6 separate regions of the Mus musculus genome follow, and regions 1, 2, 3, 4 and 5 are each linked to region 6. A link is a loop called in an ENCODE intact Hi-C map of the cell type or tissue named here. Cell type or tissue: heart. All regions are shown on one strand. Each heading gives the region's core, and the rest is flanking DNA. Links, peaks and the distances in the headings are about the cores only.

The links. Peaks named below come from ENCODE experiments on the same cell type or tissue, not always from the same donor. Only the 100,000 strongest peaks of a DNase experiment are listed, where the experiment ranks them.
Region 1: a loop joins it to region 6, with 5 times the contacts of the local background. A loop is called at or near these places in 25 of 42 quality-filtered maps.
Region 2: a loop joins it to region 6, with 2.4 times the contacts of the local background. A loop is called at or near these places in 2 of 42 quality-filtered maps.
Region 3: it touches region 6 in a loop (2.3-fold over the local background); 2 of 42 quality-filtered maps call a loop at or near these places.
Region 4: it touches region 6 in a loop (3-fold over the local background); 3 of 42 quality-filtered maps call a loop at or near these places.
Region 5: it touches region 6 in a loop (5-fold over the local background); 22 of 42 quality-filtered maps call a loop at or near these places.

Annotation. Positions count from the first base shown.
Region 1 is chr8:57,798,613-57,803,499 of GRCm38, forward strand. All of the region lies in intron 10 of Galntl6 (UDP-N-acetyl-alpha-D-galactosamine:polypeptide N-acetylgalactosaminyltransferase-like 6), which reads right to left. It overlaps Gm2921 (predicted gene 2921), which reads left to right and starts at 1,256. Exons shown (of 2, transcript NR_165835.1): 1 at 1,256-1,573; 2 at 3,853-4,296. In heart, for the core only: CTCF peaks have their summits at 1,365 and 2,000 (motif pointing left); DNase peaks (open chromatin) are centred at 1,449 and 2,719; H3K4me3 peaks cover 823 bases; H3K27ac peaks cover 980 bases.
Region 2 is chr8:57,351,419-57,356,305 of GRCm38, forward strand. Hdnr (Hand2 downstream lncRNA) reads left to right here. Exons shown (of 3, transcript NR_131041.1): 3 at 2,521-3,162. Among named protein-coding and RNA genes, the nearest start is that of Gm34030, 19 kb to the left of the region's middle. In heart, for the core only: a CTCF peak has its summit at 2,346; a DNase peak (open chromatin) is centred at 2,383; H3K4me3 peaks cover 2,188 bases; H3K27ac peaks cover 1,786 bases.
Region 3 is chr8:57,338,021-57,342,907 of GRCm38, forward strand. All of the region lies in intron 1 of Hdnr (Hand2 downstream lncRNA), which reads left to right. Among named protein-coding and RNA genes, the nearest start is that of Gm34030, 5.3 kb to the left of the region's middle. In heart, for the core only: CTCF peaks have their summits at 2,944 and 3,916; a DNase peak (open chromatin) is centred at 2,981; H3K4me3 peaks cover 2,064 bases; H3K27ac peaks cover 2,669 bases.
Region 4 is chr8:57,484,997-57,489,883 of GRCm38, forward strand. It overlaps Sap30 (sin3 associated polypeptide), which reads right to left and starts at 2,864. Exons shown (of 4, transcript NM_021788.2): 1 at 2,256-2,864; 2 at 514-639; 3 at 46-144. The coding sequence starts at 2,570. 2500002B13Rik (RIKEN cDNA 2500002B13 gene) reads left to right here and starts at 2,967. Exons shown (of 4, transcript NR_126553.1): 1 at 2,967-3,197. In heart, for the core only: no CTCF peak of the experiment used is centred there; DNase peaks (open chromatin) are centred at 2,125, 2,915, 3,415 and 3,675; H3K4me3 peaks cover 3,249 bases; H3K27ac peaks cover 3,776 bases.
Region 5 is chr8:57,572,154-57,577,040 of GRCm38, forward strand. The region is part of intron 2 of Galnt7 (polypeptide N-acetylgalactosaminyltransferase 7); the gene reads right to left. Among named protein-coding and RNA genes, the nearest start is that of Gm25379, 25 kb to the left of the region's middle. In heart, for the core only: no CTCF peak of the experiment used is centred there; a DNase peak (open chromatin) is centred at 4,348.
Region 6 is chr8:57,648,857-57,653,743 of GRCm38, forward strand. It overlaps Galnt7 (polypeptide N-acetylgalactosaminyltransferase 7), which reads right to left and starts at 4,199. Exons shown (of 12, transcript NM_144731.4): 1 at 3,997-4,199. The coding sequence starts at 4,122. It overlaps AW046200 (expressed sequence AW046200), which reads left to right and starts at 2,897. Exons shown (of 4, transcript NR_040698.1): 1 at 2,897-3,131. In heart, for the core only: a CTCF peak has its summit at 2,936; DNase peaks (open chromatin) are centred at 3,355 and 3,725; H3K4me3 peaks cover 2,192 bases; H3K27ac peaks cover 1,926 bases.

The DNA.
Region 1 (4,887 bases), core at 495-4,494, 150 kb after region 6:
GAGGACTGCACCCAGCTCCCCGCTCCAGGTCTTAGCTTTTATATACTCAGACGCCTAAAGATGGAAGGGGTTGTAAATCCCCACCTAGCACAGACCTTCACTGACTTCTGCCTCAAATATCTCGGCTTCCTATATTCCATTTTCTCCTATTTTCCATGAAATGGATCAGTTTAAGCCCCAAAGAATACCCGAATGTCAGCAAATTTGTCTCTTAGACCTCATCTATTCTTATAATTATATCTGGGTGAACTTAGGCAACTTTTGTTTCCGCTTTCTAGGTTTGTTATTGTAAGGTAATGATCTTCCTTACATCCGTAGATTGATTGCTAGAGGGGAATTTTCATAAGGTATTCTGCACTCTTCTTGTTATTATTACCTGATGACTGCAATCCTGGGCCCCGAGCGATAAATCTTCAAATTATACCAATTGCTTTCTTTTTCTGAACCTTCCAATAACAATTTTTTTTCTCTCTTATGTCTTTGAAATGCTTCCGGTCGCCATTTATCTTAGCCAACAGTCATGTCACACCAATCCCCCATTAGGCACATTTTTACCACAGTAGAAACAAGTTCATATCGTGGAAGAACTTACTGTCACATTCACAATCTGCTCCCCAGTCCTGGGTCACAGTTTTACTAACTGCAAGGGTCTAGGTTTTCTTAACAGAAGTGCTTGATATTTAAAAAGAAAAAACAAACAAAAAAAACCCCCTCAAATTATTAGTTTAAAAGTAAATGGTTGTCATTTTTTTCCTATTTCTTCTTTTGAGTGATACTTTAAAATATAGATTTTGAGCCATGATCTGTTTCTTTGCTTTCTTATGCATGTGGTGGGTGTAACCTTGTCCAAGTCTGTATTGTATTATATATTATATTATATTATATTATACTATACTATACAAATAAACTCTCTATATTGGAGCTGCAAATACACTTATCTTAATCTGGCATCCTGATGAGACAATTGAAAAACAGCTTTTTCTCTCTGTGGGAAGTTATATTTTATTTCCTTGTTATGTAGTTTGCAGGAATCTGAGTTATAAGATGTTTCTTCCTACAGTTGGTACCCATCAGAATGCTGGGTCCTGGCAGTGGGGTTGTTTATCCCCAAAGAAAGGCACAAATTCGTTCTTTCTCTGCATGCATTGACTTCTGTTTGCCTTTGTCCCCCTCCAGGTCTTGGAAAGAGGAAAAAATCTGTCAGTTTCCTCAGCAGGACAGAAAGGGCTGCGAAGCTTCCTCCCTGCAAGAGCCCAGTGCCTGCTGCTGGGCCTGTGGAGAGAAGAGGCAAACTAGGCCAGGCAGAGCACGCCTCCTCTCTTCCGCCCCTGCCCCCCGCGCTGTACTCATAATGCAGGCTGGGGAGGAGCCTTCCAGATCTTACGTTCTTATTTGAATCTATTTTTGTTTTTCTTTCTTGATCCCTAGAGGAAACTGGAAGCCAGTACACAAAGCTAGAACGATATCAAACAGCTCAGCGGATGACCCCGGAAGGATGAATCATACGCCTGTTTCCCACACAGAAGCCGGATTAGTCCTGGCTAGAGCACGGCAGAAGGTTTTCCTTATAAAGGTATGCTTCAGTGGACCCCGCTTTGTTGCCTTTTTAACAAGTGTGTTTGCTCATTCATTCCGTCACTTTTGACAGCGTTGGAATTAAAATGAATATCCACATTTCCATGGCCCGATGTACTTCTCTTCCAGGAGCTTAAATCTAAATGTAAAAGAGCGAATTATAACTTACAAGTCTTTAAGCACAATGTTGAATAAGCCTTATGTTAATTACTGTAAAATGAATTTGCCTTTACCAAGTCAGTGTACAGTGACACATGTTTCAAACAGGATCCAAGTCTCTCCTCCCTGCAACGTCTAATCTCCTTCTAGCTCCATCTTTAGGCTCTCCTGTGACTGGAAATCTTGGTAAAGAGCTGTAACTACAGGGATTTCCCCCCCTCTCCTGCCTGTGTTGTTTTCTTCTTGTCTAGTGCTGCCCTCTGGTGGCCATTTCTTAATCTACATGCCATATATTCTTTTTCTTCAGTTTAGCCTAAGGTAAATGAACAATCAATAAAAATATGCAGTATACTTCAGTTTGTTCGTATTCGTTTTCAGCTGTCAAATAAAAAATTCAGGCTGGGGCACATGTCATTCTGGAATTTTCCTGCTTAGAAGTATTAAACCTGGTTTAGATATTAGGACTCATATTTATCTAAATTTATTTCCTGTTTGGACTGAAAAGACGATATGAACTTAGTTCAAGAAGCAATGTTTTCAAAAAAAAAGAAAGAAAGAAAGAAAAGAGAAGAAAAGAAAAGAAAAGAAAAAAGAAAAAAAAAAAAAAAGAAAAGCCGGGCGTGGTGGCGCACGCCTTTAATCCTAGCACTCGAGAGGCATTAATTTCAGCACTCAGGAGTCAGAGGCAGGCGGATTTCTGAGTTCCAGGACAGCCAGGGCTACACAGAGAAACCCTGTCTCGAAAAAAACAAAACAAAACAAAAAACAAAACAAAACAAAACAAAACAAAAAAGAAGCAATGCTTTTTTTTTCTTATGACACCTCTCCTTAATTTTAGAGACTGTTCTTCCTCAGTGCTCCAAATGCTAGCTTCACTGACAGACTCTTAAGCCTTCTTGCCTGCCCTCAGGCTGGAGTCCGGGCTGTTTGTTGGAAGTTCTGGCCAATACTACTCCTCTGCAGGCTGGCAACACCCCAGCGATGTTAGAGGAAGATCCAGAGGAAGAGGAAGCCATTGAGTTCCCCCTGATATTTGGTAATTATTGCCACATCTGAGAGCCACAGAACCTTCTGGTAATTGTCCATACTGCAGGATATCCTGAAGTGAACAAGAACCGGAAGTTAATGATTATGCTGGAAATGGACCAACGCAACCATGTCACAGCAACCTGGAACCTGAGAGTGTGATGTGTGTGTGTGCATTCATGTGCATGCCTGTGTGTGTGTGTGTGTGTGTGTGTACATGTGTGTGAAGACAGGGAAGTAGAGCGACGACACTGACTTCCTGTGGGGGTTGATGTTATATCTCAGGCATCCTTTCTTCTCAGAGAACCCATATAGGATTGGGGATTGTTGCCCCTATTTAATGATACAGAACCTCCAGCCTGGAAGAATTGAACAGTTTCACCAGGCTGATGGTTTAAAGTGAAGTCCATCTTTTAAAAACACATTGGATAGATGACTAGCAAGAGCGTGGTGTTAGAGGGGGTTGGCATTATCTGGTGAGATTAATCCTTGACTGGGGTTTGAACTTGCGGCTTTTCTGGCACCCTAGCACCCTGACTGTAATTCAGGATGGAGGAGGGGCAAGAAGAGAGAGTGGGGCAGGGGGAGAGAAGGCTACTTGAACAACTCCTTAAGGACCTTAGGTTGGGAAGGGTCATTGCTCAGTAGTTCATTTTGGTCAACATCCTTTTGTGTGGAATTCGTATGTAAGGTAAAGCGTCTTTCCAAAGCACACGCGTGCTCCAACTGAGCCTATTCCTGGTCAGTGTGTACAAGAGACTTGTGAGGGGTTTGGCTGTGCCAACAGGCTGCTTGCATACTTTCTTGTTGTTTTCCCAAGACAGCTATTATGGTCTATTCGGAGAAATTCGGAACACTGTCAGGGCATAGTGCCTGGACTGTGGGTTTCTCCTTCTGCAGAGAAAAGTAAGATGGGAAAAACCTTAGCTGTACTTACCAGTTATGTTTCTTTGTAACTATGACAACAGCTGTCAATTCTTGTTAAATCTGCGTGATATACCCTATAGCTCTCTAATTGAAATATTTCATTCTTCAAAATTGAAAACCCAAAGGGGCATTGAAGACCTAAACACTATCATTTCTCTATCACAGGTAATACAATTTAAGGAGCGACCCTTTTACAAAGACTTCCAAGTTCTAGGTTGGATTCGAATCCACACTTTCCTTAAATGTAGCTGCACTGAAAGTGCCTTTCAATCAAAACAATGCATTGTCTGAAAACATCTTCTGAAGTGTACGTTGGGGGTGCTGTGCTGGTTTGTATAAGCTCGGCCTAGGGTGTGGAACTATTAGAAGGTGTGGCCCTGTTGGAGTAGGTGTGGCCTTGTTGGAGTAGCCATGACACTCTGGATGTGGGCTTTAAGACCCTCGACTTAGCTGCCTGGAAGTCAGTCTTCCACTAGCAGCCTTCAAATGAAGATGCAGAACTCTCAGCGCCTCCTGCACCTTGACGATGCCCTGTTCCTGCCTTGATGATAATGGACGGAACCTCTGAACCTGTAAGCTGGCCCTAATTAAATGTTGTCCTTTATAAGACTTGCCTTGGTCATGGTGTCTGTTCACAGCAGTAAAACCCTAACTAAGACAGGTGCTGCTGCCTCAGATGTCCTTCACCTTCATGATTAAAAACCACACTCACAACAGGAGGGCCATGAATTACCTTTAATACAAAGCCAGGAGGAAAAATTAAAGTTAACTGAAGTCTCAAACACAAGACAGGTTTTTTGTTGTTGTTGTTGTTTTAGTTTGTTTTGTTTTGTTTTGTTTTTTTGATGAGTTACCTAGCCTTTCCGGGCTCATTGTCTTGAAAACTTCCACTGTGGGGAAGGCAGTAAGATTACATCACATTGATCAATTTTATCACCTCCTTTATTAAAAAATTAGTTTTACGAGTTAGTGTGCAAGGGGCTCAGTGGTCAAGAGGTCTTTTTGAACATTCACGAGGACCAGTTAGGAACTCCAGAGCCATGCACAGACCTGTGCCTGTGACCCCAGCTCTGAGGAAGTGAGATGGAGAGAGCAGAATGCTAGGTTCTACTGGTTTCCAGCCTAGGAAGAAAATGCAAGCCCCAGAATCAGGGTGAGACTCTCAGAAGAATAACTGCCTCTATGCATAGTCTCTTTGCA
Region 2 (4,887 bases), core at 395-4,394, 300 kb before region 6:
CTTCCTCTTCCTCTTCTCCTTCTTCCTCCTTTTTCTTCTCCCTCTCTCTGTTTCATTTTGAGACAGTGTTTCACTGTATAAATCAGGCTGACTTGGAACTCACAGATATCCTCTCCCTCCTGGAGTACTGGATTAAGGATGTGTGCTAGAATTCTATTTCTTTAAACTAACTCTGCTTGTAATTTGAGACCTTTGAACAAAGTAATGGGTTCCCTAGTGAGAAGTACAGTAGCAAATCTGTTTGGTTTTTTTTTTTTTTTTTTAATACTGAAGTCTAAGGTAAGATAGATGAAAATCATTAGTCAAGTCAAATAAGGAGGGAAATTAAGTAAAACACCATTCATATAGTATTCAACTGACCCTTCTCAACACACAGTCAACTCCCAAATTACCCACTGGGGTGGGTAGCAATCAGAGGAGCTAACAAGGTTGACTCACCATAAGGATGATGTTATAAAGCTCCCTTGCTTGTGTTGGGGGACTATCTTCCCTTAGAGCATGGTTTAAGGAACTGTCTTCCAGCTTCCTCTTTCCTACTCACCTTGTCCTCATTGGCCTTTACTAAGCAGGATTGATGGTGCTTGGCTGAAATCCAAACTGACTCAAGGAACAGTTGGGATGTATAGAGGACCAGGTACCTTCCCTGCTCTGAAGTTCTTTTCCTTTAGTCACCCATGTGGATGACTTGGGAGCTGAAAGGACCCTAAGCAGGACCAGGTTTCAGGGAATCGCTTCATCAGAGAGCAGAAACGAAATGGGAATGAGTTGCCCAATCTCAAGAGCCATTGCCAGATGTTGTCCTAGAATGACAGATATTAAAAGCCCAGCTATTAGGAGGGCAGACTACTTGCTTACACTGGCCATAGAGGAACTTACTGGCAAAAGGATGAGAGCAAAACTCAGTATCACTTAGCTTTGCTTGGTTCCTCTGGCCTCTGAGTACATCTTGCCTTTCTCTGGTATCTCTTGCCTCTGTGTGCATTTGCCTTTCATACTTCCCTCCTGCATCAGACTTTATTCTGTTACAAGATTCAGCCCGCCTCTCCTCAAAATCCTATGATAAGACTCAGGGGTGTGTCATTTTTCAAGGAAAGTTTCTTGAGGGTAGTAGAATATATCTTTTTTCTTTATTTAGTGCCAGATACTGAATAGGTATCCATCAAATGCTTGCTGGATATGGTGACACTCAGTGTTAAGTAACTTTAGTTTACCATCGACATTTGAAGGAAGAGATTTTTCTGAGCACTGTTTTTCCTGTGTGTAAAGTGTGTGTGAGACTGACAACAGCCCCTAATATTGTGAGCAATAAATGAAAGCTGAATGCAGAAGTCTTTGTTAACTGATTAACGATGTATGGGTGATATTATGATGACTGCAGATGCACATTTCCCTTGTGTGTGTACATCATCAGACCTGCATATTATTTACACGTGCACGTGTGTGGGGTGTGTGTGTGTGTGTGTGTGTGTGTGTGTGTGTGTTATTTCTAGCACTGTACATTGGGTTGGAAAAAACAACTTCCAACGGTTTTCTCTAAGTTCTACCATTTTAAAAGGAAGCAGGCCAAAAAAAAAAAAAAAAAAAAAAAAGCACACAATAATAACTCTTTTTCTCCTTTTCTTGGTGGTAAGGGTTGACGCCAGGGTCCGGGGCCCTAGATAAAGGTGTCTCTACCATTTTAGCCATAGTTCTGTGAAACTGTTCAATCCACCTGCTTAAAACACAAACTGCTAATTCACGAGCCACTAGACGGTTACCATAAAGATCAGTTACCATTTCTCTATGACTTATTAAACCTTCTTGCTATAATAGTATCGTCGAAGGGGAGGGATCTAGCTTTTCATTTAAATTCCTCATTAGTCTCTTGGAGCAATTAAAGAAAACATTATTCCCTTTACATGCGTGAATTAATAAGGTACCAGGTTGTCCGGTAGAGCGGGGGATTCCTTTAGCCTGATTCCTTGCCACAATGGCAAGTGAGTGGTAAGTAGCCATGGAGATCCTAACCTCGGGATGCCCTTTTTTCTGTCCCCTCTTGGCTCCGCAGAATGGTGTAGAAGTTCTGTGCTCTGTGGCGCTTTACTGACTATAATGCTTTAAGTACCACAGTTAGCTCTGTGGGTGGGTGGGGGTTGAGGGCTGAGGAGGTAGCTCTCCAGCAGCCTGACGTTCCTCGTGCACCGGTCGGGGTCGTTGGATTAAGGGGTCGGTCTGCCAGAGCCGACTTTGTGGGGAGGAGAGAATGAAGAGCGCCCCAGCTGATCCTTGGTCTCCTGGTGGCACTGGGAAGGAGCCAGCCTGCCCTTTACCGCCTCCTCTACCTCCCGCCTTGTGTTCTTCTTTAAAAAGCCAGATGGCGCCATCTCTCAAGTCGTTCAGTAGCGGAGGGCTCCAGGGCTGGCTGGCTTAGAGAGAGCTAGGGGGCGGGTGGACCCTCACGGCTGGGGCGGGAGCTTTCTGCCCGCCTCTGCAGACACCAGTTGGCTTTTCTCTTTTTTCTTCTCCCACACCCCTCGCAAGATGCCGACAAGCCCAAAGGAAAGCGGAGTGTCCTGTGTGCCACATGGAACTCGGGGAAAGGAAATGATTAAAGCCGTGAGGTTTCCTGGCTCTTCGTGGTGTTTACGGTGGGTTTTGATTTGGGAAGAGAGCAGGAGAGGTTATGGCCGGTTGCCATCTGCCAGCGTCCTCAATCTGCCTGGGCTACAGATGACATAGGGGCGGGTGGGCACGTGCGCTCTGTGTGCACATTCCGAGTGTGTGCAGGAGCGTGTCTCGGAGTGTCTTGTGTGGTGGCCTACCTGGCAATACATGCATGGTTAAAAAGAAGAGATCTTCCAGCTTCAAGAGGAGGGGTTTCAGGTTCTTTCAGACATCTGAGGGGCTGCATCTTTCTAAAGTGCACACGTTTCTTTTTCAAACACTATTTAAAAATTTTTGTAATGTTTCCAGTCTTTGCATACTGTAAATGGACAGGAATAGGACAGAAACCCCATCATTAAACACTTACATTGATTTAAATCAAATTCCACTAAGTGAAAATGCTTGTTGAAATTTGGAAAATATTTTTTAATGTAATAATGACATTTGGACATTGCAACTATAGACAATAATCATCAAATCTGAAATTAAGATAAATTTAATAAAAGTGATTTTTAAATGCATTGGAATGTTGTGGGAATAGAGTTGGCGTATGGTCTATAGCTATCTTAGGATTTTAATTTAAATGACAGAAAGACATACACCAACACATAAAGTACTCAGCAACATTAATAAGGACATGTGTTGTTGATTTTTTTAAAAAAAATAATGCTGGTCATATGTTTATATTGCAATGTACACTTTGGAGCAATGTCTTTCTTCCTTTCTTTCTTTTTTAGAGCAGTGGTTTTTAAACCACGGGTTGTCAACTATTTGTTCATCTTGAAACCAATACTGTGGGGGAGAAATAGCTGGTGTCAGAAAGTTTGCAAAAGATCCTGGTGTCTTAACAGCTGCTGGTAGAATGGCTGAGGGCCATAGTGAGTACTTCAGAGGCTTGGTGACTGATGCGAGGGTGAAGACTCTTCCACTGCTTTTACAGCCCCTCTGCTCTGGTGCTGAGAAGCAGGTACTATTCCCATTGCTCAAACCCCAAGGCGCTGATTAAAACACATCTAACACTTTTCTAGGAGTTGCCCTTCTAGACTTGACCTTGGGAATGGCAGCCATCTCCCTGTTGAGAGCATTCCAGATGCTGAGGTTGCCTAGCTGAGCTAACACTCAACTTGGGTGTGGCCTCTGTGTCTCCCTCTTACCCTGCAAATGTATGAAGCAAATGGCTTGAGATTTCTGTACCATTCTGTCAGTCAGGAGGAAAGGAGAGTCCCATATCTTGGTCAAGAGGAACCTGCCCACAAACTCCATTTTAGGTTTCCTAGTGTTCTGACTTGAGGAATATGCGGATTTTCCCCCTGCTACCAATCTAGAAGGCACCACTGCTAATAATCTAGTGTTCCAGAAATGCATTTTCCCTTGTAGCATATGCTTTTAGGCTTTAGAAGGTGCCAGAATCACCTAAATGGCTGGGGACTGGTCAGTGGGCACAATAGATAAAGGAGTTTCCATCTAGTCTAATGATCTCTTCCATCTCTGTGATTTACTTCATGACGTGGCAGGCACACACCCTCCCCACAAACTAAATAAGTGTTATAAACAAAACAACAAAACAAAGACAAAAACAAAACCGCAGTCCTCATTTCTGATCCAGCAGGTCTGAGGCAGAGTTTAAGAACCTGAATTTCTTATAACTTCCCAAGTGATGCGAAGGCTGGTCCAGGGAATAGACTTTCAGAACCATTGCCATATATCCTCTTAAGAAGGTGTGAAATGGAAGGTGATTGACAGGGCAGGGTGAAAGTGTCCCTGAATCCTTCCACACTCACCTCATGCTAAAGCTAACAGCAAGTCTTGCATACTGAAAAACTTCAGTGGAGGGGAGTGATGGCTTACAGAGGGATTTGGGTACAGTAGAATTTTATCACTTTATACATCTAAAGGATCGTGCCAGGAATATAAATCTTCACACATCATAAACTGTTCATTTTTGTCTTGTGTTTAGTCTTGCATATTTTAAAGCCTAGGGGGAGAGTCAAATCAAGATAGTTCAATGAAAACTTAACCAATGGCAATTCTTTTATATAAAGATAATGTTTACCACTGTGCTGCAAAGGGACAGATATACTCTGTATTAAATGGGAGCTGTGGGCTGAACTTGAATGTCACTGACTCTGCCAAGATGGTCCTGGCTCCCAAGGCCTGGCTCCTGTGGCTTCCTAGTGCTGGGCTCTGGCTGCTGAGCCTCAAAGGCAAATGGGGTTGTTGTGAAATGCGCTGTTCTTAATGAAG
Region 3 (4,887 bases), core at 476-4,475, 310 kb before region 6:
AGTTTTTACAATGTTCTCATCTGCAGTTAATTTGCACAGGTTATAAATGGGTAGGCAAAGGATTAGATGATACATATTCACTATAAAATAATCAAGATAAATTCAGCAATGTAATAACCAGGCAAACTTTCAGGAGTTTTACTATTTACAACTTAACAGAAGTTGATGAGCTAGAATGATCAGTAGTAAGGGTGGTAAAGTCCTGGCCCAGTGTGCCTGAGTCCCTGCATCGCCAGGGACATCTAGCCCCATACACACAACACTTGAAAGGAAGATAAAGCAGAGGTGATTAGTTTTTATTAAAAGTAAGGAAAATGCTCTTGTCTCTCTTAAGGTCCTCTTTTGCAGAACAACATTTTCATCTACATCTATGTGGTCTTGGGAAAAGTTTAAGGGTCTTAGCTCCTGAATCTAACCTAGATGGTGGCTTATCTTTACTGTTGTCTAGTTGAGAGATGGAGATGAAGACATATTTTTTGAGAGAGAGAGAGAGAGAGAGAGAGAGAGAGAGAGAGAGAGAGAGAGAGAGAGAGAGAGAGAAAAGCACGTCACGGGTAGAAAACATTGCAAGAGATGAAGTTGTCCTGTATCCTGGATGTGGTTTGACTTTCAGTACTGCATCAGAATTATAGTGAAGTTGACTCCAGCCCTTGCCCTTCTTCATTGGACCATCTTCTACACGTTGATATTGGAAACAGTTTCAGTCCGTGGGAAGATTTTAGCCATGGAGGGAGGGGGCTGCTAAGTATCTACCCATTTAATAGTAACAAAAATGTGTCTGTTTTCACTTTGGACTGTCCCCCAACCCTGCCTAACAAAAGCACACAGAATTAATAACAACAAAGGTTTGTGTTTCCTTTAGGTTTTTAGGTTTTTGCCTGTTGCTCTTAGGGATCCAGGGGCAGAGTTTTGCCTTAGGTGCTGAAGGTAAGCTATCTAGTAAAGTGGACTGGATTTCAGATCATGTATTGTGTCCAACTGATGCCTTGGTGGGACCAAAGGGCATTTGGTGGTGAAAGGGACCCCAAACCTTCTGCCCCCTGAAGCCCCAAAGCTGTTCATCAGACTAGATGCCAAAGAACCATGTCACTCTAATTAACGTGTATGTTGGCCAGCATCTTGGCCAGTTTTATGAGGTTTCACTGGCAGGGTCAGAGGGTCTGATGCTAGTCTTCTCATGAGGATTAAGGATTCTAATGAATCATGTGACTGTGACTAGACCTGGATGACAGCTGTCCTTAGGAGACTTACTTACCCACCCCCACCCTCAGGCTTTACACCCTGGAGGTCTCTCTTTCTAGTCCCAGAAGGGAGGTCTGGTCTTTAAGGACCAACCAAAGAGGATGCTCTCCAAATTTGTTCTCTTCTGCATCTTGGCACAGACTGTTACAAATGTTATATATACACAAAAGTATATTGTACATTTCTGAACACCTGCACTTCTGTGCATATATACATATAGACTACAGAAGAAAAGAATTAAATTCAGCGGTAGGTGTGGACTTGCAGATTTCATCTGGTCTAGCCACATCTATCCATATGATAGGTTTGAAGATGGTCCTAGTTCTAGACCATCAAGTCTCATTAATTAGTGGAGATGAGAGTGGTGGGTTCCTCTTCCTTCTGTGGGTAGTTATTTCCAGGGAACTCTTGTTTATTAAAGATAAATAAAAAGGATGTTTCAACAGGAACTGTTTTAAGGGGGAGGCAGAACAGAGAATTAGGTGGGAAGATGGAAATGCAGTAGGGGTCAGATGACTGAGCATCCCTATCTCCACCATTTCCTGAACTCTTTATTCTCTTCCAAGACAGCTGCTGGAGCCTGTTGCTTTTTCACACCACAGATACTTCATGCTGCCTAATATTCTACCGAGCCAGCCTAGGGGACTTGGATCTGTCTCGCCTGGGGCTAAGAGAATAGTTTCTCTAAGAAGAAAACAGTTCTAATTCAAAGATGCTGGATCTGGCTTCCTTTAAAGCCTGAAGTCGCTGAAGTGGCCATAGAACTATGGGGTCCAGAGGACTGCCAGTCTCAGCCAGCCTTTAGGCTGGAGAGAGGCTGTGGGCCTGCTTGGGGACTAAAATGGATGAATAAGAAACCTGTAAGAAATGTAAACAGATGGAATGGCAAGGAGGAGAGCGCTGGAGATTGTTCAGGTGTGAGCTGAGGTTTCTGAGTTTGTACTGGGGATGCCTTTGCACACAGTGAGGTGCCCCCTCCCTAAGTGGCTCTTGTTTTGCACAAACAGCCCCACCCTGCGCACACACTGTGGGTCTCAGTAGGGACTGAGGGTGTAGGTGCTCAGGTTTTGGGGGTGGTGGTGAAGGGGCACTCAGAATCAACAAGACAGGGCGGGGAAAATCAAAATCAACCAAGGAACCAGCCTTCCATTTCTGAAAAGCCGCGCTCTGGCCCCCGTGCTTCAGTTCTGAAATACGAATAAATGGAGTCAGATCCCGTACTACACTCCGGGGACAGAGTTTTAATGTAAACGTAAAATATGCTTGTAATAATCACTTGTGGGCCCTGAAGCGCCACTAGAATGAATCTCTGTTTAATTATAGGGCATGAGAGGAGTATTACCAGCTAATTAAACCCCATCCTATTTGTAATTCCCCCTCTGCTGCTACCGACTTTTAAATGCGAAATTGCTCTTTCTTTTTAATGTTCTTACATATGAAATTTTAAAAACACGAATGAACTGAAGCGAGAAACAGGGTGAAAGGGGGCGGGGCAGAAAGGAAGAAAGAAGGAAAAGAGCCCCAGGCCCTGGTCCAGAGTCAAATGGGCATCCAAAAGAACACAGGCCTGGCCTTCAGCCGGGGGCTGCGAGAAGCAGCTTCCTCTGGATTCTACTGGGTTTCTACTTCCGCTCTTTTCCAGGAGGAATTCCACCCGGCTCTGGGGCGTGCGTCCGACAAGCCCCTAGGGGGAGAAAGGAGAAGGGTGAAGGCCGGGCTAGTAGTCGCTGCCCGCTGGGCAGCATCTGGAGGCCCGTGCGGGATGCAGGCGAGGGGGATGGAGCGGCGCCGCTGGAGGAAGTGAGTTCACCCCAGAGGGAAGGGGAGGAAGGAGCCTGGGCCGTGCGCGTGAGTATGGGGGAAAGAAGTTGCGAGCTCCGGTCCTGAGGCCTCGGCTCTCCCAGGAGGCCGGTTTGCCGGGGACGCGGTTGCTGAGGCCTTTGGTCCTTCGTGCTCCCTGAGAGCGGGAGCACAAGGTGTGACTTTGGAGCTTCAGGCCTCGGGATGGAAGTTGGAGGTCAGCAAAGCACAGTCGGTTTCTGGCCTACCCAAGCGAGCGAGCGTTCGTTTCTGAGTCTGATTCTGATTCTCCTTGCGCATTCCCTATCACGCCCTCGCTGTTTTTCTCCTATAGCTTCGGTTTGTTGATCGTTAGAACGTGGAGTTATTTGCACTAGAAAGCCAATGACTTTTGAATAGTGACTGAATACTTGTTAAGATAGAATAACATGCTGTGGGAGCCGTTGTCAAACCTGGTGCTAGCTGTACCATCTGCAAGCACCTGTATCATGGCCTGGGTGCTGCGATGCAGCCTGATGAAGTCCTGTGCTTCTAAGAAGGACTTCAAACTGGTGGGGAAAGAAGCCAGCTGGGAGAACAACAGCGCCTGTCTCTTCCCTCACTTCCTCAACTGAATGTGGAGGAGTTGTCTCCAGGCTCTTGCTCACATGGTTGTCTGGACAGAGGCAGGGATGCCCAGGGATGCGAAACGGTTGAGAATAATCTCGCACTGCATCTATGTGCTCTTCTGCACGGGGGTGGGGGTGGGGTGGGGAGGAAGGGGTTGTGTCTTTATTTCCCCATCCCCCAAGTCGGGGGTGGGGTGGGAGGAAATCGCACCTCTCAAGGTTTGTTGAGAAGGTGAGAGGTCTGGCTCCCTCTATTGCCTGAGGTAGGACTTGCTGAGGCCCAAGGTAGGAAAACCAGAACCCCTCTAAGTGTATTGGAGGTAGAGATATTATTGTCAGAATTTGGGGGAGCCTTTGTCTACAGGGCACTGCCTAGGCAGCTAGGTTTGAGTGCTCTAGATCTAGGGTTGAAACTTTTTCATCAGTTTAGTGTCTTGGCCTTCCACTCGGCTTTCAACTCCACCTCTTGAGGAAGCCCCCACATACTTTTTCTCGGGCCCTTGCTGGGTTGACAGGCTTTTTAACAGGATAAAATATTGTTTTCATCTTTTATATACATTCACGCATAAGATGCAGTTGAGGAGTACAGGAAGCAGGGCTTTGCTTCCAGCTGTCACATGGGTCCCCATCTGCCACTAGAGTGCTCAGAGTGCTCACCTCTCTTCCTTTCTCTCCCCTTCCACCCCCACCCCCACCCCCACCCCCACCGCCACCGCCACCCCCACCGCCGCCTTTCCTCTGCCTTCCTGTTCACAACTCCTGGAGCACCACAAAGGGGCTTAGGGATTCTGGTCCCTTCAGGCTAACCAGAGCCCCCCCACCCCCGCCTGCTTGGAAACGCTCCATTTTCCCACAGTATTTCACGTCCATATTACTTTTCACACCCTGTTAGGCAATAATGGCACGGAACCTGCTAAATACTCCCATGCACCAAGCCAGGCCCCCCACAGCACGCCAGATCCCGAGAAGCGTTCTTGCAGCCTTGAAGACTGTTGCTTTCTTCTCTCCTCCTCAGACTGACCACCCTGCCCCTGCTTAATAAAGTGCTGGGCACACAGGTCTAGTGAAAGTCTTTTTTAAAGGGGGGGGGGTAGGAATGCTTAGCCATTGAAAGACAGGGCTCGGGGACAGGTGTGGCTTCTCTTACAAGCTGACATCAGATTGGTGACTTGAAATAATGACAACGCTTGCTTTGGCATGAGCAAAGCCCTGGATTCTCTCCCCAACAGCAATAAAT
Region 4 (4,887 bases), core at 615-4,614, 160 kb before region 6:
TGTGAACAGGATTGTTTAAACAGTATAAAGCTTATTTATATATACCTCAACAAGTTGTGCTTTATTTAGACCTGGTCTGGTTGGAAGCTTGAAGTGTCTTTTGTATCTTCTAAGTGTATTTACTTGTAATTGGTACAAATCAACCTAGAAAAAAAAAATAGATGAGTTAGTTCACTCTGTTGAAAAGATATCATTGATCTGTATTATGACACTTCACACAATGACTTCATTTACACACTCAGACCTGTACTTTATTAAACAGTTCCATCTTTGGGGGATACATATTGTAAACTTCCGGAGAAACAAAAGAGGAAGTTGTATGTCAAGAGCTGTAAGAATGTCGTCTGAGATTTAATATTAGTATAAATACATCTTCACTGACTGTATATAACTTTTGAGATTTTTCAGATGCTTTAAACAGTTAAAGAAGAGCTCAAATATTTACAGAATGGTGTTGGGATTGCCAGCATGCTTATGATTTACATATAACATGGGGAAAAGCCTGCCATCTACCTCTGGAGTGTCGATGTCCTGAACAGGCGAGTCTCCCCCATCATCATCGCTTCCTTTCCTCTTCCTTCTGTTCCGAACGCTCTGAATTAAGTTCTTATGATAGTCACAAATGTAAAGATGCCTTGCCTGTAAAGGAAAAATTTTCAAAGACTGTGAGTCCAGAAAAACTGCAGCTAAGTATTAGTAAAATGCATAGGCCCAGGTGGCTGACTAAAAATCATCTTAACAGGCCACTGTTCAGAAGATGCAATGTTTCTTTCCACTATTAAAATGTTGTAACATTAGCAATCTGGCGATACTGTTAAGGAAATGGGGGAGGGGAGGAATTGGAAGCGGTGGGCGGGCGGGTAGTATCTTGGAGAAGGCAGGCAGGCAGGAAAGGAAGAAAAATTCCAATTCTCTGGGTCTTGTCATCAAATTGCAGGGAAGGTGACCTAAATAAGTTAGCTCCTGCTGATTTTAACTTAAAAGGGAGAGGTGGCATTGCCCACAAATTTGTCCTTGTATTTTCTCTAGCTTGAGAGCAGCATTATATTACTCGTAGGTACATGCTTTCTGATTGATCTGTTAGATAGTGAAATTCTACAGGTACAAAGTATGCATTTCTTTACAAATGCAACATTGAATTCATATCCTATGTTTAAATTTGAACCCTAAGGTTTCTTTTTAAGGATTAAGCGAATATATTTCTCTGTATTTTGTGTTTTCAATTAAAGCAAATTATTCATGTTCTCTTGCAAAGTTTCTCATGGACCCTACTGAGAAACCTGCCTAAACAGAATCACAAATAAACTTTTCAAAAAAATTAATTACTCGGGGATTTGAGAGCTGTATATACAGTGGACTAGGAAATACTGAGCTGATTGACACTCTCCCCCCCCCCCCTTTTAAGGCTACAATTAAAGGCCGAATGAACAGGCTTTTAAATTGACTTCTAAGCTAAGGGTAAGTTAAAAATATACAGGATGTCTGGAGGTTCTGTATCTTGTTCTTCCTTTGCCATCAGTCAGAGCTCTGAAAAGTAGCAATGGAATTCTCTGAAACCTCATAGCTGGCCAAAACAGCAGACGTGCATAAAGACAGAAAAAGAAATCCCGATGGCTGCCGAGAGGGCTGTAAAACCGCAGAGGCTTATTTGCAGCCTTGGTTCGGAGCAGCTGCCCGAAGAGCTGACACCGCAAACAACGTTTACAATCATCTATCTCCCTGTAAGGCAACTGGTGAGCTCAGCTTGCTTGTCTGTGTTCAAGAGAAAGAGAACAACGAGGAGGAAAGAAAAAAAGAAAAGACAAAAAGGAAAAAAAGAGAGAGAGAGAGAATTGTGGGGTCCAGCCAGACTCTACTTTCCCTAGAGGAGCGAAGCTGCTCCCTAGGGCAGACACCGGCTCTGGCAGCAAAACAAAGGCGCCTCCATTCCAGAAGGGACTGCCCGGCTGCGAGAAAACTACTCCGGGCCCTCGGTGCTGCGGTCCCCTTTGTTTCGTTTCCAGATCGCAGCAAAGGAGGAAGAGGGAAGCCTGGCGTGGGAGACACGCGAGGCAGCGGGAGTCCGGGCGAGGGGCGGAGGAGCCCCGCACCACTGCGCGAGCGCGCGCTGGGGAAGGTGGCCGGAGTTGCAGGGACTTTGTTTCAATCAGAGAACCACTAATCCCACCTGCAACCCAATCCCCGAGACTCGTGAACCCCGCCAACCATCCGGCGAGGCACGCAGGATAGGGCAGGGCGGTCCCTGGGCCACTTACACTCTTATCCAGCTCGATCTTCACCTTCTTCTGAGAGATGCTCTTCTGGATCCTTTTGCTGAAGCTGGCGTTGCCTGCCGCGCGCCCGCACCGCTCACCGTCCTCCCGCAAACAACAGAGTTGCCCAGGGCCGGGACCGGCCGCTCCAGGTGGCCCAGAAGCTGACACTGCACCGGCACCGGGTACCTCTGCCCCACCGCCGGCTGCGTTCCCATTCCCCGCCGAGGCGGCGGCAGCCGCAGCAGCGACCACCGCGGCCACGGCGGCGGCCGCGTCCCCGCCTCGGCTCATCTCCTCCGGAGTGAAGCCGTTCATGTCTGCCAGTTCGGGGGCGCCGGCGCCGCTACAGAGCCCCGCTCGCCGCGCCGCTCCGCCTCCTTCCCCTGGGCGGCCGTTCACTCCGCACCCCAAGTCTGGTGGCGGCACGGTCCGACGCCCAGAGTCCAGGGCCGGCCGGTCTGTCGGTGCTGGAATAGCTACCAGGTCCTGTGACTGTGATCAGGAGTGAAGTGGCGCCTAGAAAGGAGACCCCACTCACTGTCACATGGAGACTTCAGCAGTTGGACCGCAGCTCCTCCGCCTCCTTCTCAACCCCAGAACCTGCGCGAGGGAGACGCCCCTCCTCTGGCCCCGCCCCACACCTGCCGCGCGGCCCCACGGGAATGGTAGTTCTTGATCGAGGAGCTAACTTGCGCTCTGTTCTGATTACGTGCGGGACCAGCGGGACAAACTACTCATCCCAGCATGCGTCGCGTGGCGAGCCACCCCTAGTTTTTTTTTTTTTCCATTCCAAGCACCGGGCAAGTCTGACTGTGAGGTCAGGCTTTTACCGTGTTTTCTCGCCTCTATTCTCTCCTGCGAGCAAGGGCTGGTTTTAGCTCCTCTTGTTTCGCAAAGTTAGTGTTCAGACCGCCAGCTGACTCCTGGGAAGAAGCATTAATGGTGTGTGTGTGTGGGGGGGTGGGGGGTGGGGGGGGGTAGTAAGAATTAAGTGAGAAAAAGTTTACGGGCTGTTTGGTATTTATTGAAAGAAAACTCGGGATACCTAGCGCTCTTTAGGCGGAGAGTCCTTCATCTCCATCTCCATACCGCAGCTGACTTCTAGAGCGTGGCAGGTCCTTGGCATACTCGTGTGCCGACGGGTTGGCAGGCATCGGGCTGCTTGTCGCCTCTACTGCCACTTGGATTCCTTTCAAACGGATCTAAGAGGGTTTAAGACCATTTAAAGGAAGCACACTAGTATCACGTCTGCAGACTACTCATCAAAACTTAGCCCTGGCTGTAGGGGACGAGGATCGAGAAACCTCTTTTCTTGAGTCATATGCATGCGTACATGTGTGCTTGTGTGTGCCGCGGGTGTGTGTGTGGGGGGGGGGGGGGTTGCGCGCGTGCGCGCCTGGGTACGTGTTTGTGCTCGCGTAATGTGTATTTTTGCCTGTGCCTGTGGTGGGCGGGGTGGAAGAATGGGCGTGGCCATGCCAACCCTGAACCTCTGATAATTATTAGACTTAAGCTTAAGCAAAAATAATTTATTTCAAGTGGAAGAGTTTTGAGAAAGCCTGTTTTAGATTCAACCAATTCAGTGACGATTATATATATATATATATATAATCGTCACAGAGGTCATGAAAAACTTAGGCCCAAGCTTTCACACCTTTAATCCAAAGAGACAAAGCCAAGCAGATTTCATTGTTCAAGACCAGCTTGGAACAGAGCAAGTTCCAAATAGAGAAAAGTTTAAATCCAGTCATGGTAGAACATGCCTTTAATGCCAGCATTAATGATACAGAGCCACACATATCTCTGAGTTCAAGGTCAATATTCAGAGCAAGTTCCAGGACAGCTAAGCTTAGGCTGGGAAGGAGTTGGAAAACATAAAGTTGGTAATAGAATAAGAAGGGGCCACATTCCAGCCTCAGCAAGTAGCAGAACTCAGGTGCTCCGGCTATGTGGCTGGCTTTAGAGTCAAGAATAGAAGGCACCACTAGGACAATTGATGCTGGCTAGCTGGAGCTAAGAAATTAGCAGTGATTACGAAGAGATCAATACCACAGAGGTGAAATCGTCTGGGAGTTGTTTTCTGAAGGCAAAAGAAGCTGTGTTTCCGAGATACCCAAGTTTGTACCCTGTACTGCAGCTGTACTTGGTAATGTATAAGTGTCACCCAAGTGGTAGTGGTTTTGAAGGTATGAAGGGGTCATGAAGAGCAGCTGTGAGAGGCCAGGGAAGACCATTGGTGAAAGTGCAGCCTCAGTTGTTGATGGGTTAGGACTGAAGAGGTTATGCAAAGGATTTGAGGCGTGGCACCATGAAGAGAGCCTATGAGAGGTGAAACTTAGTTGCAGCTGAAGGCCCCTAACATATTGGAGATGCCAGTACCATAGAATGATCACCAAGAACAACAGCAACAGTGGAGTGGAGTCAATCTGCTACAGAGAATGCTACAGAGGGCAGAGCTGGAGAAGTGACACAAGCCCTTTGGAAGAGCCCAGAAGATCATGTGTGGATCCTAGATACTGGAACAAGAAGCGGTAATGTTTAAGTTGCCTTGGAGACTCCAAGATGTTCAAAAATGCCAGAGCCATGGGTTATCTGCTGAGGAAAGCTGCTAACAGGGAGTGGAACCAACCCA
Region 5 (4,887 bases), core at 387-4,386, 77 kb before region 6:
CAAACCAAACCAACCAAACAAACCAAAACCAAAACCAACCAACCAAAAAAAAAGCAATAAATAAATAAAACAGAAACCCCTAGGAATGGAAGGAACTGAAGGCCATATTGGATTGCTTGAGAGGAGAAGAGAGATAGAGACAGAGATGGAGAGAAAGCAGTCTTACAGCCCCGTCACTGCTATAAATAACTGGTGTGTTTGCTGCTTAGTGTTTGCGATGCAGTCTCTGGCAGGTATCACGTAAAGGAGACGGATGAGGCTTAACCACTAGGAAACATGAGCAATGGTGACCTCTCGGCACACAGAATTAGCTCTTACACCCTAAAAAAAATTAGCAATGTATAAATGCACAGTAAAAAGGCATGTTCACCAATCAGCGGCGGCTGCTGGACACGGAGAAAGGGTAGGTAATCATTTACTTCTTCCTTGCAGAGCAAAGGGGTCTTCCCCCATCCTGGGAGCTGGTGTACACAGGTTTTTTAACAGGAGACATCTTCCTAACAGGGAATCAGGAGCACAGTTGAGCTTGGCTGTATAAACTGGGTGACTGTTTATCTCCTTAGCTAATCCATCCTGTTCCCTTTGCCTACTTTGGGGAAACTGAGGAAGGGTGAGCCTGGCCTCTCTTGCTGCCAGACTGAGGCTTTCTCTGCCAGGCTGCACCCAGCGCTGAGCGGCTGGGCACCGAGTGTAAGTTCTTTGAAACAACTCCAAATATGCCGGGAAGAAGAGGGTGCATATCTCTGCATCCGGCCTACTTAGTAGATAGAGGCTGTGGCTGCGGCTACTTTCCAAAAGGAGCTGTGATATTTGGCAGTGGCCCAGGGGGTCTCAAACCTTTGCCCTAGACCTTTGAGAATACAGGAAGAAGCCAACACTAAGGGAAGACAATGGAGTCATCTTGAGCCATTATAGCTGAGCACCAACTGCTTGCTTGCTGGTTCTTCAGCTTCGGAACCTAGAGAAACATGGCAGAAAACAAGCGGAAGATGTGAGCCCAGGAAGTCAAGATAAGATAACTCTGATAGAGGAGAGATCTGTGGGGGTTACAGGAAGACGAAAAGAAGGAAAGTCCAAAGTTGTCTAAAAAGACCTTTATGGATAGGAACGATCCTGCGAAGAATACGATGCTTACAACTTTGTCCTACAAATAAGGAGACGGGTTCGGAGACAAGCACTTGGGGAAACACTCTACCTTAGCAAACCTGATCCACAGTGCCACAAGGCGTGTGACCGACCCCACACCTTACTCTGTGACGGACACCTAAGAATGGGGACCTGGGAATGATTTACCATCGTGTAGGACCGGCTTTATCTTACACAGCCTGGGATCACAGCCCCGCCTACTACGTTGAAAGAACCGTACATGTCTCCCCCTTCAAAATCAGGATGCAAACTGGAATGGGAGGAGCACACAGTGCCATCAGTTGTGTTTTCGCTGTTGAAAATCTGGCTCTAAGATTAACCCAAACCTCTTTTATATCGCTAATTTGCTAAAAAGGGGGAAGCCTTGTACAGAATAAGCTATATAAGGGCCCTGAACCCACGAATTAAAAGTTTAGAATTAAGTCTTTGAAATAATGTCACATCAAAAGTTTGCATCACAAAAAAACTTACATCACATTGCTATTTATCCTACTATTGTCTCTAGACTTCAGGAATGATGGGTAACTTAGGATAAGTTCCTGAATTCCAAAAGCAATTACTACTACAAAATATTAATTATTTTGACAGAGTACCCAGCCAGTGAGGCTTGAATCCCTGTGCTTGAACCAAGGCCACCTTCGTGAATTTAACTTTAATTCTTATGACAATGGCAATAGTTTCACTATGCCACCTAACACCATTTCTGCCCTAAGAATATGCTGGCCACCAGGTGTCGTTGCTTTATGCATCCCAGTTAGCCTCCTCCTATGTCGTTAGTGTAGAGACAGGAGCTCACAGCATCCGGTCAGTCACCTCTTTGCAAAGGCACAGCATCTTTATAACATAAGTCCATGCTCTGTATCAAAATATTAAAAGAGGCTGAGGCAGGAGGATTCAAAGTTCGAAGCTACATGGGACGACAAGGACAGACCCTATCTCAAAAATGATATGTTATAAATAGAATTTTTGGGTAGTTTGGCTAGACTGGAATAATTTAGTAGATAATTAAACTTTCTGATGTTAAGAAATTTGCAATGAAAGGCAATCTTGTGTTATTCTAATTTTTAGCAACGAATGTGTAGAGGAAATGATTAAAGTCAACTTAGTTTTCAAAAATCTATTGTTTCTGTCCTTAATCATTGTGCCTTACAGCCTTCAACCAAAAGCTTTCACAGACTTTCCCGTGGCCCACCCCACTCCCAACCTCCTTTTCATTCAGAAACAATCAAAACAAACAAACAAAGCTCTTCCTCGGAGGTGGCTGAGGGCCTGCAGCTCAGAGGCGCAGGCTCTGGGGGGCGCTCTTGCCTCACAGGAATACGAGCTCTCTGAGGCTGCTCTTCCCAGTGCAGTAGGGACTCACAACCTGTCCCTTTACAGCGGCAGTTGTGAATCTCCAGGGCCTTCCAAACGTGGAGTTTAGAGTCTCAAATCTTTCTCCAGAGCCCTTTATCCTAGTTTTTGATTTGCTCACTGGGAGTTTCCATTCTGCACAAAGTGCAGCTATTTTTCCCCTTTGATTAAAATGACAGTGCTCGCTCTAAAATAAGTTACTGGGTTATTTTTTTTTTTAAATGTGATTTTCCTCCTGCATGTTAGCTACATTTTGAAGATGGGATCTCCCACAGGATTCAGTGAAGAGGGAATAGCCATGGGCTGTTTTCCCTGTGACATGCTAAAAGGCATGGCTGAATGTAATTAGACTACGTTATTTATATAGCCGTAACTTGTGTAATTAGCTTGGCTTCCAGGTTAAATTGTTTTTTTTTTTTTAAAAAAAACATTGTAACATGTTTATTTTATATATTGTACGAATGACAAAACAACAATCCTGCTGATGCATCTTTCACATATTTAGTTCCCAGTGAACAAAGGTAATTAACTTATTTAAAGTGTACTTGGGATATAAGCACTGTACATAACTAACTATCGTACTACCACTTCCACAATCCCCACTGAAGAAAAAGGGCTGAAGCTGCCTCAAGGCCTATCCAACAGCTTGCCTTCGCTCGTGGGGATGCCAGACTCCCACTTAATCTTGAGACAGAGAAAGGATCTTTAACTCGCTTCAACCACTTTGACAACCTGGTCTTGAACAACATCACCAAGACCCACACAGCAGCAGCAGCTAAAACACAGGTGAGATCTGCTTAGTGTATGGCGTCAGGACATCGTCATAGGGTTTTACAGGCTACCAGCAGTAGTGTGCCCTACCTCTCTACCGCCCTGAGTGTCTCATGAATGTGTGGCCCAAGGACAGCACCTGCTCACCGAGAGACGCTTGCTTTGCAGAATGCCAGCTGTGAGTCTAGAATAAGTGCAGAGGGAGGGATCTCCTCTTTTCTTAAGTGTGACAAGGAGCCAGTTCCACAAAAGTGACCGATTTTCCATGTGGAAAATGGCCCCCTTTCTTCTGGTCGCGCCTGTACCATAAGATGGCCCTACCTCAGTGTTTGGCTTTGACTGTTCTTTACAACTCAGTACTTGTGATAAATGGGTACACGCATATTCCTGGGAAGCTTTTCATGGACAAGGAGAAAAGATGAGAAGAAATCAGATGATTCCAAACTCAGGACTTCAGGAGTCAGGAAGGACAGGACTGGAGGACATAAAACCTGTTTAGCGACTGTGAGATCCAATCCTGAAGGAAAGCAAAAGCCAAAGAAAACAGTTAAAGGCCCCCAGGTGTTTCTGCTTCTTACCACAGTCCGTCCTCTGAGGCCTTAAACCCCACAGGCTGTGTTCTCTATTCCGTACACCTTGGGAGACATTAGGTTCCAGTACAGGACATTTAAGGAAAATTAAAAGCCTAATCCAAGGATGGCATTGCTTATCTGTCAAGTCCTTTTCAGCCTCTCCCAGTGCTCTTTGTAGTTTCCCCAGACAGCTCAACATCTTGCCAAACTCGGTCGGTTTTGAAGCCACAAGGCAGCACAAAAAGAAAGACCTTTTCCTTAAGGTTTTTACAGATAAACTCTGTTCACCTCTTAAACTACAAAGGGGCCCTCCCCTGATCTCCACCAAACTGTAAGTAACGCTCAGGGGAAACCCCTGAACACCCAGGACCTGCACAATGACTCAACGACACTTCCCTATTTACCAGACACACAAGAGCAGCACACAGCAAAGAACTGCACACTGATAAGCAGGGCGTGGCTAATGGTTCTGGCTGTTGTTCGCAGTCTCAGCCACTGAGTTCCCAGAGGAGCCACGCTGAGCTCCAGAGGACAGGCCTATCCCCTGCTATTTGCTCTGAGCGTCCACACGGCAGCAGTGGCCACTGCTGGAAGTGTCTGGATCTACTGGAAGTGGTTCTCTTTTCTGAGGACTTGACCTTTTAGCGGACAGCACAGGCTAATCACTTGGCAGAGAGAACAGCCTCACAGCCTGAGACATTCTAGAAAGAGAAAAGTCCAGAGAGCATCCCCTGGCATCCCTGTTGGTATTTCAGATAGGCAGCAAACAGGCTCTGCTTTCTTTCCAAAGTTGCGTGTGTTGTGCGAATGTATGCGTAGGTGCAAGTACCCACGTGTTCCTGTGGAGGACAGAGGTCAACATGGATGTCTTCACCCATAGCTGCTTTTCCTCTTAGGTTTGGAAACGGGCTCTTTTATTGAACCCATAGCTCCCCATATGTGTGTGTGTGTCTTTCCTGAGAAGCTATTTTAAACCTCTGGCTGGGAGTAGGGGTTGGCAAAAGCCAAATGTAGACAACGGGAGTTTCTAACTCACGATCAGACA
Region 6 (4,887 bases), core at 562-4,561:
TATTTAATAAGTGGTGATCTTAAACTATCAATTAAAAAAAAAAGCTTACTTATAAACCACAAACAGAATGCACAATCTTGTCTTCTTAGCTTGTCCTAATGTAACAGTTATCATCTAGACTTCTTGACATCTCCCCTTCCACGTCCACCTTCCAAATCTTGGGGCCTTTACATCTCTGGCTGCACTTGAACCAATTTACATAATCACAGCAACCATCTGGCCAAACAATGTCAGGTGTGACCCCAACTTTTACTGTGGGCCTCCTGTCATCTGGTCTACAAACCAACGCATGCACACTTCCTTACAGGGAGCTACAGCGATCTTTCTAGAACATGAATATTGGTCATCTCTTTCATGCTTACACCCTTCAGTGACTTCCTACACTTAAGATGTAAACTCTTAGCGTGGTCCACAAGATCTAGCCTGTTTGTAGTATCATTCTATTTAGTATAACTCTCTGTGGTGGTTTGGACATGTTTGGCCCTGGAAGTGGCACTATTCAGAGGTGTGGCCTTGTTGGAGGGAAGTGTGTCACTGTGGGCGTAGCCTTTAAGACCCTCATCCTAGCTGCCTGGAAGCCAGTCTTCTAGAGACCTTCAGATGAAGATGTAGAACTGTGAGCTCCTCCTGCACTGTGCCTGCCTAGACACTGCCATGTTTCTGCCTTGATGATAGTGGCCTGAACCTCTAAACCTGTAAGCCAATCCCACTTAAATGTCCTTATAAAAGTTGCCTTGGTCACGCTGTCTGTTCACAGCAGTAAAACCCTAACCAACACACTCTCCGTGTTTCCATACATTGACCTTCCAGTTTCTCACCGTATCCTTGCTACTTCAGGTCTCAGGACCTTTGTACCCGCTGCTTCTGCTCCTTTCAGGACTGCCCTGCCCCACGTGCAGTTCAAACCTTTAGATTTCAGCTCAAAGGTCAGTTATTTAAATAAGATTTGTATACTCAAATCTCTCCGTTTTTCTCACCTCGTAAGGTTTCCCCTCATAACACAAGTGTATTCATGTGTTCCTTTCATAGCACAATTGTATCTGTATATTTGCCAAGGCTTGATAACATGTATTTTTCTCACCAGGCTGCAAACCCCGTGAAACTAAAGCAAGACGTGTTTCCTTAAATTGTGAGCACTGGACCTAGTATACAGCAGGCACTCACAAATGTTTGACTATATGAACAGAAATGATCATGTAATAGAGTTGTGGACATAGCTCCATGGGCAACATGTTTTCTGACCATGCAAAAGATTCCCTGGCACTCTACACATCTAGCATGGTGATACACGACTGCACTTTAATCCCTGCACTCAAGAGGTAAAGGCCGCAGGATCAGAAGTCTAAGGTCATCTTCAGACAGACTGGAAAGGTAAGGATATTTAAAATATCATTCAGCTTTGACAAACGCCAAGAGGCTCAGAAGAGGGAATTTTTGTCTTCACCTCACTGCTCTACAAAATTAAAGCAAAGACATCTTCAAAGTGCTCTTTACTTCCTGTAATAACAACTGTTCAAGACAGAAGCGGTCCTGAGTGGACGGAGCCACGGGCCTATCTGGTGGAAGCAGAGGCAGAACTTTCCTTCTGGAGGGATCAAAGAGGCCACATATAGAACCCACATCCAAGAAAGAGAAGCAGGTCCTCATAAAAGACCTGCAACCTCAACGGAAAAGTACCACAAGGTAGAGGAAAAACCCAGGACTCTGGGACTCAGCATCCCAATCGGCCCTAACTCTCCCCTAGCACTGGGTCTCAAGAACCCACAGGTTCCTTTTAATCAGAGGGAAGAGGCAGTCTTTAATGAACAAACACTCTTATGACATCTGACACCTAAATCGCTTTAGATTACTATTTGCTCGTAAGTTATTAATGCCCCCTGATACCTGAGCATTCTTTTTAATACAATGCTAGTAAATCTTGAAAAATCTTTGTCTATCTTGGGCAAAATACAGAAATGACAAGTTATACTAGGTCCATTGGCAAACTTATCAAATAAATTGTACAAAAAAATTAAGTTATGCTCACTTTATAGACAGTAAGGTGGGCACTATAGTTTATTATATATCAACACTAATAAACTACCTAGAAAGAAGTTATGATGCACCCCAACTTCTTTTTCCAACTTTTTGAGACTAGAGTCTCCTATAGGCCTAGCTGTCCTTGAACTTATATATGACCTTCTTCAGCTCCCCAAATGCTGGGATTACTGGCAGGCGCCACCGTGCTGGGTCCAATCATGGCTTTAAAAGGATCAGAACTACAGGACATTTTGAACATAACTAGTTATAGCAGGTTTTCAATTTCCTTCTCAGAAAAATGGGGCTTAGGATTTTCAGCATCATATAATGCCTCTTATATAAAAGAGCAGTTCATGACTTGAAAAAATCAATTTCAATATTCATCTCATCAAATCAGTTTGAGAGCAAAAATATACAAAAAAAAAATCACTCCAAACACAGTGAAAAGGAAAAAAAAATTCATCAATTTAGACTTTGGTGAGACTCCACTTCAGTAAGGCCAGCCCCAAATGCAGCAATTTACAGATTAAGTTGTGTGTGTCATAAGCATCAACTGAAGAGCCCTACTCTTGGAAGGTCGTCACAAGCTTTTCCCCTCAACTTCCTGACGCTAACTTTCCAAAAGTAAAATTAATAAAGTAGATTATGTAGCTGCAACGCTGATTTTGCAGAAGGCACTTTCTTAAGAGACTCCTCCCACGGCTGCTCAGCGTCTGTGTCCAGAACTCCTAGTGTCTCCCACTTCTTCTGAGTCTAACCTGGACTCGAGGTTGTGGGGCTTGGAGGGCTCGGGGATGAGGAACTCCGGGGGAGCAGGGGGTGTAACGGTTCACCAAGCTGAGGGGGTGGGGGTTAAGCTGGGGAGGTGCGAAGCAGTTCGCGCCGCCAACTGCCGGGGCGAGCGTAGCGCAGTGGCCGGATCCCGGTAACTAAAGTTCCGAGAAGCCTGACTAAACCCTCAAAGCCGGGACTGTCAAGACTAACGCCGGCGCCGAGGGCGGCAGACGGATGCGTCCCAGCGGAGCGCGCCTCTCGGCGTCAGGCTGATGGAACAGGCAGCGAGGGGCGGCCAGGAGCCGGCACAAGTTAGGTCCTCGGCCGGAGCAGCCCAGGTAGGGCCGGGGGACTGGAGCCCGCTCCGGATCCGCAGGACGAGGGAGCACAGCGGGCGACCGGGGCTCCCAGGCGCCCCGGTGCAGGGACGCCGATCCGGGTGGGGACGTGTCTCTCCCCTGTCCGGGAATCGAAGGGACAAGGGGTGCGGGGCGAGGCCTCAGCTACACGTTGCACCCGGCTCCCGGCCACGGGAGTTGCGGAGAGGCGGCGCCGTGGGCTGGAGCCCGAGGCGGACAGGCTAGGGGCGCCCCCGCGGCGAGCACCCGGACTGGGCGGGGACCACAGGAGAGGCTGGACCGCGGGGCCTGCTCCACCGGACCACGGCGGCGGCGCCGGCATCTCGCCTCCTTCAGGCCTGCACGCGCCACAGGCCGCAGCTCGGACCAACCCCGCGCCCGCCTGCCGCCAGCGCGGGGGTCGTAGCCCCGAGTCGGACGCCGAGCAGCCTCGGCTCCGGGGAGCCGACTCTGTCCTGCGATTCCGCCCCGGCAGTCCCGGCGTTGGAGCGGCCGCCTATAGCCGCCACCACGGCCGCCGCGGCGGCCGCGGTAGCGGCAGCAGCAGCAGTAGCGCGGGTGACGGCGCTGAACCCGGGGCGGGGACGCGCGGGAGGAAGGGGCGGCCAGGGGGCGGGCCGGCGGCGGCCGAGGGGTACCCGCGGCGTAGGGCTAGGCGCCCCCGATCGGCCGGCGCCGGGCCAGCGCCACCTGCGGAGCTGCGGCGCCCACGCGGCCGCGACCCCGCCGCCCCTTGCTCCCGCCACATACACACACACACACACACACACACACACTCACGCGCGCGCGCAAAAAAACAAGTTGCAGGTCGCCTCTGCCGGAGGGGGCCAGGCGGGTCACTCACCCTCATCCTGCTCAGTGGGCTCTGGTCGTCGGGCCGCGAGGACAGGGAAGACCAGAGGACCACGAGCCCCAGGAAGCTTCCCACCACCAGCAAACTGCGTAAGATGAACCCGATCTTCAGCCTCATCTTCCTCCGGCGGCGAGAGACACACAGCCCGGCGCAGCCGCCGCCACCGCTCTCCCCTCCCTCCTTCCCCCTCCCCCGGCCCTCCTCCTCCTCCTCCTCCTTCCCCCCCCCCCCCCCCCCGGATCACTACGCCCGCCGCCCTCCCCACCGCCTGCCCTCTCCAGCACCAGATCCGGAACTCCCCTCGGCTTTACCTTCCCCTGGCTCGCCCCTCCGCCCCCTCCCCGCGCCTGCCTCTGCACTGCTCTGCCGCACCCCCTCCCCTCCGCCGGCCTCCGCAGAGCTCCGACCGGCCGGCGTGTGTAGCTTTCCAGGCTTCCCTTCTCTCTACCTGCCCGCTCTAGCTCCGCAGTACCCCCTTCCTCCACCCGCGACCGCGAGAACCCACCCCCCACCACCCGCGAGTCCCTAGTAACCTTGGAACTAACTTAACACTTTCCCCCAGGTCTGGTCTTAGCCTTTGCCCTAAGGCTCCGCTTCCTAAAGCTTGCAGATCCCCAAACTTTTATTGTAATTAGGGACCAAAACTCTGTCCTTGACGCCCGTGCCCTGCCAGGATGCTGCCGCCCGGTGCCCCTCAGGTGGACCTGCAGACGCCCTAGGCTGCCCTGCCCTTCCCGACGCCCACTGCTCAATCTCCCCAGCCAGAGGCTTGCAGGAAGGAAACCAGGAAGTCAGCCACCGCTGCTGCAGCAGTAACTCCACGTGGCTGATTTATAGCTGTTTTTTTTTTTTTTAATCTTGTTTTTTCACAGGGCTCCTTAA